Regions from separate parts of the Homo sapiens genome. Here regions 2 and 3 are each linked to region 1. Evidence: chromatin contacts called from ENCODE Hi-C or POLR2A ChIA-PET data. All regions are on one chromosome and are shown on one strand. Each heading gives the region's core, a stretch centred on a gene start or an enhancer-like site at or near the end of the contact. The rest is flanking DNA. Distances are from core to core; before and after follow the strand shown.

The links. A loop is a pair of places that touch in the nucleus more often than their neighbours do. ChIA-PET counts read pairs that join two places held with the same protein, here RNA polymerase II (POLR2A). Pooled maps may share reads with other maps.
Region 2: a loop to region 1 is called in a map of naive thymus-derived CD4-positive, alpha-beta T cell, with 9 times the contacts of the local background. The contact joins the promoter of MMADHC-DT here to the promoter of QTMAN in region 1. A Hi-C loop is called at or near these places in 1 of 168 maps with a recorded cell type or tissue (naive thymus-derived CD4-positive, alpha-beta T cell), 1 of 37 single-sample maps with no recorded cell type and 9 of 50 pooled maps.
Region 3: a map of CD4-positive, alpha-beta memory T cell shows a loop between it and region 1 (19-fold over the local background). The contact joins the promoter of RBM43 here to the promoter of QTMAN in region 1. A Hi-C loop is called at or near these places in 1 of 168 maps with a recorded cell type or tissue (CD4-positive, alpha-beta memory T cell) and 4 of 50 pooled maps. POLR2A ChIA-PET finds 5 or more read pairs at or near these places in 1 of 52 experiments (naive thymus-derived CD8-positive, alpha-beta T cell).

Annotation. Positions count from the first base shown.
Region 1 is chr2:144,330,694-144,334,071 of GRCh38, forward strand. It overlaps QTMAN (queuosine-tRNA mannosyltransferase), which reads right to left and starts at 1,819. Exons shown (of 12, transcript NM_001376312.2): 1 at 1,746-1,819. RefSeq lists a silencer at 1,494-2,093 and an enhancer at 1,875-2,452.
Region 2 is chr2:149,585,962-149,589,378 of GRCh38, forward strand. MMADHC-DT (MMADHC divergent transcript) reads left to right here and starts at 1,397. Exons shown (of 3, transcript NR_110240.1): 1 at 1,397-1,889. It overlaps MMADHC (metabolism of cobalamin associated D), which reads right to left and starts at 1,814. Exons shown (of 8, transcript NM_015702.3): 1 at 1,703-1,814; 2 at 1,128-1,188. The coding sequence starts at 1,136. RefSeq lists enhancers at 1,025-2,224, 1,541-1,860.
Region 3 is chr2:151,260,308-151,264,052 of GRCh38, forward strand. RBM43 (RNA binding motif protein 43) reads right to left here and starts at 1,556. Exons shown (of 4, transcript NM_198557.3): 1 at 1,418-1,556. The coding sequence starts at 1,420. RefSeq lists a silencer at 1,100-1,369 and an enhancer at 1,410-1,639.

The DNA of each region.
Region 1 (3,378 bases), core at 569-3,068:
AAGATACCATAATCAAACAAACTTTAGTACCATAATCAAACAAACTTTAGTACAAGAGGTCTGAATTACCTAGTTAAGTGTTTAGTTAATGAAGACTACTAGTTCTATTCAGCTCCTGCTAAATCTCATCAAGAAACTGTCTTCGATTCTTAATTTCTCTATAAAATAATGGGATTGGATTATACTGTTAATGTTCCTTAAACATCGAAAATTCTGTATTTCTGTGATGCATAAGATTAAAATGCCAACACAATTTTCAAATCAAGACTAAAGAAGCCATCTTAACCTTTGCAAACTGGTGATGTTAAAAAATTTACTATTTCCTACCTTATTGCAAGTATCATGCTTCAGATTTTACCTATTCATTGTTTTCAAGCATGTCAAAGAAAGTTTCGTGATTCAAGAGGTACTCCTCTAATCCTCAATACTAAAACTGTTTCATTAAATACAGTACAGGACCCTAAGGAAAATGTATACCAAAAGGGAGTGGGAGCCGAGAAGAATCTAATCCAAGTCAGACCTGGAACGCACTAATTAAAATTCAATATTTCACTTGGTATGTGGGTTCCTACATGAAACTCCTGTCATGGTTAAAGCTTAAGGTTAAACACGTTAATAGAAGCCAATAGAATGGCTCTATTGAATTGTACTGAACTTCTTTTTCAGCAGCTCCTTTACCTAACCACTATTTTAAGCTTTAAAATCAACTTCAGGGGTAGGCACCAAATAACCAAGTGAGCCACGGCAGCCGGGGCTGCAAACTGAAATCCATCTCGTATGGAAAATCATCATCAACTCACGTTTTCCATTTCAAACTGCGATACAGGTGGAAGAAAAGCTGTAAAAGCCTTCTCTTTGAAACTCCCATCACACGGCCTCAAGGCATTAACTTAAGAATCTCAAGATAACCTAAAGCAGCACAGTTGTCAGAAGACTCTAAAAGTTGTATGTGCGAGAGAAGGCAAAAAAACTACTTCGGGACTAAAGGTTAAATTTCGCTGCTGCATTCCCAAGACTTAAATTCAGAGAATCTTTCCACCTGGACAGAATGGGATTGTCTGGATCCCGATGAAAATGGGAAGTTATGTGCTTAATCCTCAGACGAGGGATTCCGGGGTGGGGGGCACAGTGAGGGTCTTCACACTCGGCTGGCAGAGAGGAGTGGGGCGCTGGGGAGGTCTGGTAACTGAGGGCGACTAGGAGCCAGAAGCGAAGCTTTCCGTCAGGAAGGCCTGGGGCTCGCACTGCAAGGGGCCAAGCGCCGGGCAGCCTGGTGGTCGGCGAAGCACCCCAGCCAACTCAGGCCAACCCGGACGCCCGGCCTCCCTTCTCCCGCGCGAGGGCGACGTGCCCCCACCCGTCCTCTCAGCCTGCGCGAGGAAGAAGCGGAGCGCCGGGCCGCAGAAAACCAGCACGCACGACATGTAGGCACCAAAAAAACGCAATTCGAACACGACCAGTTTGCAGAAGGCACAAAATGCCACGGCGTGACGCCCCATTCCGAGCGCGGTGCGGACGGCGGCGCAGGGAGCGCAGCGCGTGCGCCCGGGAAGCGCGCGGCTCTCAGCTCCGCCTCCCCCACACCCCCCGCCCCCGGCTCCCCGCGCCGCAGCCGCCGCTGCTGCCCCTCTGGGATCTCCGCGCAGCGCGGCCCCGCGAGGCGGGCGCCGGGGAGGGGAGGGGAGGGGCCGCGCTCCCCGCCTCCCCGCTGGCCCGCGCGGCTCCCCAGCCCGGAGCCTACTCACCTCCTCCTCCTCCTCCTCCTTGTCTCTCCCTCCTGGCCACCGGCGCGGCCCAGCCGGCGACGCGCTGACGCCGTGCCCCTCCCCCGCGGCCGCCGCGGATGCCGCCGCCCCTCCCGGCCCGCGGCCGCCTCGGCCTCCGGGCGCGTCAGGCGCTGGTCCCGCCCCTCGGCCCGCCCGCGCAATCGAGGCTCCGCCTCTCTGCGCCGCCCGGACTCCGCTGGCGCGAGGTCCCTGAGTCAGCGGCGCTCCCGCCCGCGCGAATCGCTCCGCCCCAGCCCGCGGGCTCGGCTCCTCGCACCTGCCCACTGTCCCCCGGCCTCGCACTGCTCCCCACCTCCCTGTGCGCCCTTTCCCATCTCGTCAGCACCCTGTCCGCCCTTTCAGCTTTTTCGTACTCTTTCCCCAACCTCCTAGTCCTGTTCTAAGCTCGCATAGTCACCTTCTCTTTCCTTCTGGAAGGTCTGTGCTGTTCATTAGGTCGACCTCGGATTCCCCGTGCAGTTTTCCAGCCGGCCCGTTGCATCTCCTTTCCTGGTCCACTCCCCGGCCTACTAGAGCCTCAGGGCCCCTGTGCGGGTTCCTGGCTCCCTTGCCGACACCTCTACCTGCTCTGCAGCCCGGAGCTCCTCCACAGCTGCTTTGCCAATGCCTCTTAATATCCCTCCTTCTGGACCTCCTCGATTCCCTCCTGGCAAGGCTCATGCTTTCCTTTATCTCCATTTTTCCCGTCCTTTCGGTTCTGACTACTCCACACACTTCTGATGCAGTTTGAGTATTCAATAATTGCATATTCGCGGTCCCATTTACACGAGGAGAGTCACATTGAGTAATTAAAAATCACAAAGCAAAGCGACAGCAGTGGAGACCATCATTTGACTTGCATAGTTCCATCTATATTTTCCTTATGCAATAATATTCTCATTGCCACTTGAATTTCAAGGAATGGGATTTTCTGTTGGGGCTTAAAATTCACAAATGTTGGATGTTTTTTCGCTGCGACCTAATTTCACTTTAGCTCTTTTATTTATAGAATACATAGTAGAAAGAGTACCAGGAAGTCCCAGGTGTTCTTGACTGTAAAGTGAGGAATGTGTCCCTTCGTTAAATTCCTTTATGAAGTAAAGGATCCTTTCTAAAGTAAAGGTTTTTGTATCTGGAAGGAGGTTGTAGGTTAAATGACTCTGGTGAAGGCAAAACATGCAAATATAACTGGATGTCTGGTTTATTAAGTAACTTCATTTTTAAAACTGCAACTCGGAAGAGTTAGGCTGTGATGTGGAAATGAATTAGGAAACATACCAAAATAAAGGAAATCGATTAGGTCTTTGTACTTATATCCACAAGTTGCTTTAAGTTATGTGAGTAAACATTCTTATCCTTAAATTGAAGCGTCGAAACTATCTTCCGTTCCAAACAAAATCCAGCTCTGTGTGGACATTCAAAGTTTAAAACCATTGTTGAATTGAACAACAGCATTGTAAGCATTTGAAAGCCTAATAAACCATCTGTCCATCCACTTTCACACAAATTGAGAAACAGAAAAGAGTAAATGCCAAAACCTGAAAGTGAGTGTTCTGACTACACATGAAACTAGTAAATCCTATTACACAGAATAAAATACAAAATGCTTCTC
Region 2 (3,417 bases), core at 147-2,646, 5.3 Mb after region 1:
TCAATTAATTTCTCTCCTTTGAAAGTACCACATACTTCTTTTACAGCATTCTCTTTCTGTGCAGGTTATGGGCAGGCAAAAATTCACCATAGAACTTGGCCAAGACTAGTAATCTATTCTTATGACTTGTCTCTATAGTCACACTTTAGACTTAATATACCATGTTCAATTACAGAAATAGCATCCTGGCTAAATGCTGCCATATAAATCTTCCTAGCACACAGCTCTAAGTGAATAATCACAATTTAAAGAATGAAGTCTAAATTACTGAGTTCGGCATTCAAGGCTCTCATTTACTTGGTACCAACCTCACAATTCAACCTTATCTCCCACTTATCTCTTTCATGCAGCTTACATTCAGGTTGGCAGGCAGCAGTCACTTTTCAGTTTTTCAAAGGGGTAGGCGGGTTGGGGAGTTCTTTGAATATACCTTCCTGTCCTTCCCGCTCATATTTTAGACTATACAAATCCCACCTATCTTTCAAACCTCAAGTTAAATGTTTCCCTCATGAAGTGATCCCAAACTCCTCTCCACAAAGACTTGAATCTGCATTGCACCTTCGTGTAGGTTCTAAAAAAAATTATTACTTTATACTTTAATTGTAGCTGTTTTTATATATGTCTTATGACCGCTACATATGAATTCTATAGATAGGATGTGTCTAATCACTGCAAAGTTACAGTCAATAAATATCTCTGGTGTGTGAGAGTATCTCCTATTCTTATTTTGTAGGATTTAGAAGGTCACTTCCAATATGGAAACTGTTTTAAAAAAAAGAAAAAAAGATTAAAAAAACCCTTCAGTTTAGCTAACCCAAAAGCTAAAAAAGGGCCTAAACATAGATTCTAATATTTACTGAAACGCTGTATTTAAAAAATACCGAAAGGGTGCTTGAATTTCCACATCTGTACAAATGAAATTGTATAAATAAGTGTATTTGCAGTGCAAAGAATGCTACCATCTTCAAAGCATAACATAATTTCACACCACTTGCTTCCCTTGACATTTTTGATACATTATATCTAACACTATACCACCCAATGCCATCATAATTAAACCCGTTCTTTCATTCCTAACATTCCCAAACGAGTTTACTATGCTGATTCTTAAGAGATAATTTACTCACATTGGCCATCTCCGCTGGAGAAGATAGTTCGCAAAATAGCTTTCCTTTGGTAAAGTTATTTCTGGGAAAGAACACAACAAAACAGACGAGTGATCGATTAAACTCTAACAACAGACAACTGAGGTAACGTCCACTCTTCGAAGGTGTGTCGTCCACCACGTCAGGACCAAAGTCCAAGCTCTCCCCGTACCCTAAGGAGGCCAGAACTCGCCCCCATGCCAGGCACAGATCCCCCAGCCCGGAGCCGGCAGTGCAGCTCAGAGCCCTTCCGGTTTACAGCCGCGGAAAAACAACTCGGACCAGATCCGGGAGGGGAATGGGGGCTGGGTGGCCAAAATTCAGTCCAGAGGATCGAAGCGGCTGCTTTAACAGAAGTTGGGGCTGCGTAACAACAGCTCCAAGCAAAGCTTCAGGCTGATCGGAAAGATGAGGAAGCAGAAAAGAGACTAAAGACAGACGGACAGGATGGCTGGGGACAACGACAGGGACCCAGTGAAAATACGGGCAATACCGAGGGCTGTAACCCTAACACGGGCAAATTTGGAGGGGCTAACATGGGCGGAAACCATCCGTACCAGTCACCACCACTGTCTCCAGCTGTCCCAGAACCGGACTCTTCCTGCCATCAAAATGGCGGCGGCGACGGCAGCGGTGGTAGCACCTACGCTGGCGGTGAGCAGGCAAAGGAAGTTGCTTCCGAGCGCGTCGAAACGATGATGCGCACGCGCAAAGTAGGCCTACGTGGAGCCGACCTGCCATTGGGTAAACGCAAGGGAGGAGAAAAGGTGGGGCAGGGGTGATTTGGGTGGATGGATAGGAGGGCTTCCGACCTGCGTTAGGCGGGTCAGTTAATCTTCAGTAACTCCTTGATGCGTTTGATAGTCCTCCCAACTTAAGCCTTCCTTACTGCCTCCAGGAGATACAGTCTTCTGTTCTTTTTGTCATAGTTGTTTATTTTTCATGAATCGCTGTTTTTGAGCATAGGGCACTTACCTCTTTCTGTGTCCCCAGCCCTACCACAGTGCCAGGCTCTCAATATGCTCGATAAATATTAGGCGATTGATTTGTAAATCGTGTATCATTTTCATGTATCTAATACTTTTTTAAAAATTGATTAAAGCCCATAAGCCCATATTTTATTCCAGATGTCCTTAGTTTTCGACCTGGTATTCTTTTCCATTCCAGGATCCTGTCCGGAGTACATCACCATGTCTTCCAGGCTCCTCTGGACCGTGACCGTTTCTCAAACTTTCCTTGTTTTTGATAACCTTAATAGTTTTGAAGCGACTTATTGGTCATTTGGTCAAATGTCCTTCAATTGGGTTTTGCCTGTATTTTTCTCATGCATTAACTGAGGTTATGGGTTTTTCTTGAGTTAAGAGGTAAGGTAAAGTGATCTTCTCATCACATCACATCAAGGGTATATACTATCAACATGACTTATTACTGTTGATGCTAACCTTTATCACCATTATTACAGTGTCATACAGAAAAGTTTTATAGTTCTACAAAGATCCCCTTTGTTTCATCTAGTAAGCCCTTCCACCTCCCTATGTAGGGTTTGTCAGGTTTCTCCACTGTGAAGTTACTGTTTTTCTTTTCCTCTCCATACTATACTATTTGGAAGGACATCTCTCTGTGCAGCCCAAACTATAGGAATGGGAAATTGTTATACTCCACCTTTATGAGGACAGAATATCTTCATGAATTATTTGGAATTCTTCTGCATGGGAGATTTGTCTGTACTGCATTTATTTATGTATTCAATCATTTATGTCAGTATGGACTCATGGATATTTATTTTACATTTTGGGTTATAATCCAATACTACTTTATTTTGTTGTTCATATTGGTTCCAGCTTTGGCTATTGAGATTTCCTTTAGTTGGCATTTGTGTCTTTTTGACAAACCCTCCTCGTTTTATGTTTATTGATTTTTTTTCTTGAGCATTTTCTTAATTTCTATAAGTTGCTCCAGGCTCATCTTGTATATTCCCTGCCCCAATCCTAGAATCAGCTGCTTCCCCAAAAAGCCAAGGGTACTTTTAATGGAAAATGATATTAGAAATCAAGATTTGGACATTTGGGATGTTGTTGCTTCTAGACACTCTCAGCTGACAGAGCAAGGAAATATTTGTGGATATGCTAACCTGACTAAATACGCATATCTGTAAGTATTTATATATGTATCCATCTGTATCTTTGACAGCTACACAGGCGTTCTAGGTTCAAATACTAGAGCTGTTATCTTCAGTTCAATTCCAGCACCATATGGATCATTGCAGCCTTCT
Region 3 (3,745 bases), core at 306-2,805, 6.9 Mb after region 1:
TAGAGACTCCTGACCTCAAGTGATCCGCCCTCCTTCGCCTCCCAAAGTGCTGGGATTACAGGCGTGAGCCACCGTGCCGGGCAGGGAGATCATTTTCTGCACCCCAACAATATCAAAGAAAAACATGCAATCAATTTAAACTCAGGAAATCTTACTTCAGCTCTATGCCCTCATTAGTACTAATACCATATTTCTTTATTCGAATGTCTACTGGTAATTTATCTTTAAAATCAAAGAAACTTCTCCCTGAACCAGTATTTTTAGAAGAAAAAAACATAAAGATGTAAATTTTGTTTGGTAAGAACTAGTTTCTATGAATCATCTAATGAATTAGTACTTCAATGACTTGCCAATATTTGTCCTTAACTCCCTTTCATAGGTTGGAGAAAGTATGGCTAACATAGATAATTTTACTGAGGTCAATTATGAATAATGAGGGTTGTTCATCTCTTCTACCCACGATTAAGATAAAGAAATGCCTAGAGAAAGACAGTCCTTTCAAGGACTTTGAAACGAGCAGCTTTTAGCCAAGACATACTAACGTGATGGCGCATTTCCTTGCATCAGTATTGTGTTATAACAGACTTGGCCATCTTATCAGAAAGCAAAAAGTATATAGCAAAACTTTACTTTTGTAAGTAAGGCATTGGGAAGAAACAGAAGATTCATTGACTGCATTTGTTTATATTGATTTTCTCAAAATCAGTTGTTTATTTTCAATGACGACGCCTCTACCGCCACCAGGTCAACAAAAACGTACTTGCTTTTGCATTTCCGGGACTCTAGCATTTCAGAGCAGGAATTAAAGGCCTTGCCAAGGCTTTTAAGCGATTGATGGAAACAAAACAAAACACAGAAGGATAAATTTTGAATTTGCTAAGACAAGAATTCGCACCAAGGCAGACATAAGACATGAGGATGTCTTCCTGACTTGCGTCCTTGGCTCGAATCGTTCTTATTAGCCCTTTTCAAAAGGCAGCTGTGACCTCCATTTCTGGCTAATCAGGCCACTTTTGTTCCCCCCGAGGCGTGGGAGGACAACAGTTAAGCCCTAACAGCCTGCGAAGCAGCTCCTCGACGAACGGCGGCGTCCCCGTCGCCTGGGCAGTGGGTGTGGGAGGTGACAGCCTAGTCCTGAGCCTCTGGAGCGGGCCTATACTGCACCGCCGTACGTGAATTTCAGGAGCGCGCAATGCCGCCACCTGGGAAGGGTGCAGCGAGGCTGACCTGAGTTTGCCCGCCGGGGTGGACGGCTCTCCGGGGCCCCCGGGGTCCCTGGGGCCCCTCCGTGCGCCGCCCCCTCCCGCGCAGCCCTGCACCCTGGCCCGTCGCGCCCGGTTCCGCGCCCTTCTAGGGGACCATGGCGACGGTACAGGCACGGACCTGCACCGCAAAACCCAAAGCAAAAGCAACTTGCCATGGCGGAGGGGAGACGCGCCCTCAGCGGCCGCAGAAAGCCCACAACCAGCGGAACGCAGGCGATGGGGAGAGGAGCGAGCAGGCAGGTTTTGGTTTCGTTTTTTGTTCCAGCTCCCTTGGAGGCTACGAAGAAAAGGGCGGTCCTTCCACCCGATCCGGCTGTTCTGCGACCTCGTGGCCTCTGAGTGGGAGCTCGGACTCAGGAGTGCTGTTGCCAGCGCCTGCCCAGACGCCCTCCGTAGTTTTGCAACTTGTGGAAGCACTCTGGAGAGAGGCCGAGAGGATTCCTCGACAGGAAATTTGGGAATTCTCTGGGTGATGCATCAGTGATTGCAATTTTGTTTTTACCCGTTTTGCTAAGCAGCAGCAACAACGGCAGAGTTGATTTAAAAAAAGAAAAAACGCAAAAAGGGAAAACACATAGTAGGTGGTGGCCGCTTCCTGTGTTGATACTGGGGGGCTACGCTTTTCCTAACATCAATCATCTCGTAGTTGCAGAGAGCCCTAGATGTCATGATAGTTTTGAATCGCATGCATTATCATGTAAGGGAGTTAAATATCTTGCATGCATGCTCTCTTCTGTGTTTATATATTCGATGCCATGAAATTGAAGGGCATGTGGCTAAAACCTTTTTACTACATGAAACTTTACAACACTTTTGAAAACATTTCAATTTGGTTGATGCGCACTGTAATATTTCTCCAGATAACTGTCCAAAATTTTCCATGGAGAAGGCTTTTATCCTCATTAGTTGCTGGCCTCAAACTAACCATCTAGGATATTAAACTTCTGCCAGAATTTTACATCCAGCTACCTTTACTTTTTAGAACGTATTCTCTATCATGTTATTGATATCAATTTCTACTTCACACAGATGGTTTTTTACAACAGCAAATCAAGTTTTTCTAACATCAGTTTTAAAAAGCCCTGCACTCAGTGAAATCTGGATGTCTTTCCTACGCCCTTATTATCTGTCCAGACTTCTTCCCCTTCCCCCACCGCTCACCTGGGCCTTTTCCTCTGCACAACCTACCCCAGTTCCCCAACCCCCACCTCAACCCCCAACGCCGTGTTGGTCACCTTCCCAGCCCAGACCAGGAGCCCTCTTGGACCTCTGCCGGGTGCTAAGGACACAGGATGAGAGCGCCAGGTCCCTGCCAGCAGAGAGCTCACCACCTTGTCCATGCCTTAGCACAGGAACCCCGAATGGCGCCTGTGGGGACACAGGGAATCTCTGGACAAACTTCAAAATCAAATCAATGAATGCATGAAGAACAAAGGTAGATGGCTAGCAGATATGAAGAAACCCAATCCCACTCCTAAGAAATGTAAATTGAAATAATAAGATACCATTTTTCACAACTAGATCTGCAAAACCAGAAAGTGTTAGCCTGAATGTAAGCATCAGAGTTGCTGCAAGCATAGATGGATGCAAATACTTCTAAAGATTTTTATCAAAATGTAAAGTGCAAAAAAATGTAAAATGCACATATTCTTAGTCTCAGCAATTCTACTTTTAGAACTGAACTTGAAGTTATAGTGCGCAAATGGCACTAAGATATTGTATAGAAATTTTAGTTGTACATTGCTTGAAATACAGGTAGTAATAATTTTTTTATAAACTGGGATCCACCTAGTTTATCATTGGATGGAGCTATTTGTTATACGGCTGATGATATATCAGTAAGGCACAAGGCTATGAAGATTTTAAAACAGAATGAGGTAGGGGGAAGTGGCTCCCGCCTGTATTCCCAGAACTTTGGGAGGCCAAGGTGGGCGGATCATTTTGAGCTCAGGAATTCAAGACCAGCTTGAGCAACATGGTGAAACCCGTCTGTACTAAAAATACAAAAATTAGCCGGGCGTGGTGGCACACACCTGTAATCTCAGCTACTCGGGAGGCTGAGGCTAGAGAATCGCTTGAACCCGGGAGGCAGAGTGAGCCAAGATCACACCACTGCACTCCAGCCTGGGCGAGAGAACAAGACTCTATCTCAAGAAGGAAAAAAAAAAAAAACAGCATGAGGTAGATCTGTATGTAATTCCCCAATTTATATTTTATCTCCAGATTTATATATCTAAGTGCCCACTTGAATGTCAAACAAGCATCTGAAATTTAACAAGTAGAACTCCAGAGCAAGACTCTGTCTCAAGAAAAAAAAAAAAAAACAGAATGAGGTACATCTGTATGTAATTCCCCAATTTATATTTTATCTCCAGATTTTATATATCTAAGTGCCTACTTGAATGTCAAACAAGCATCTGAATTTAACAAGGAGAACCCTTCTTCTCCCCTTCTTAATTCCCTCTCAAGAATTGGCAGCA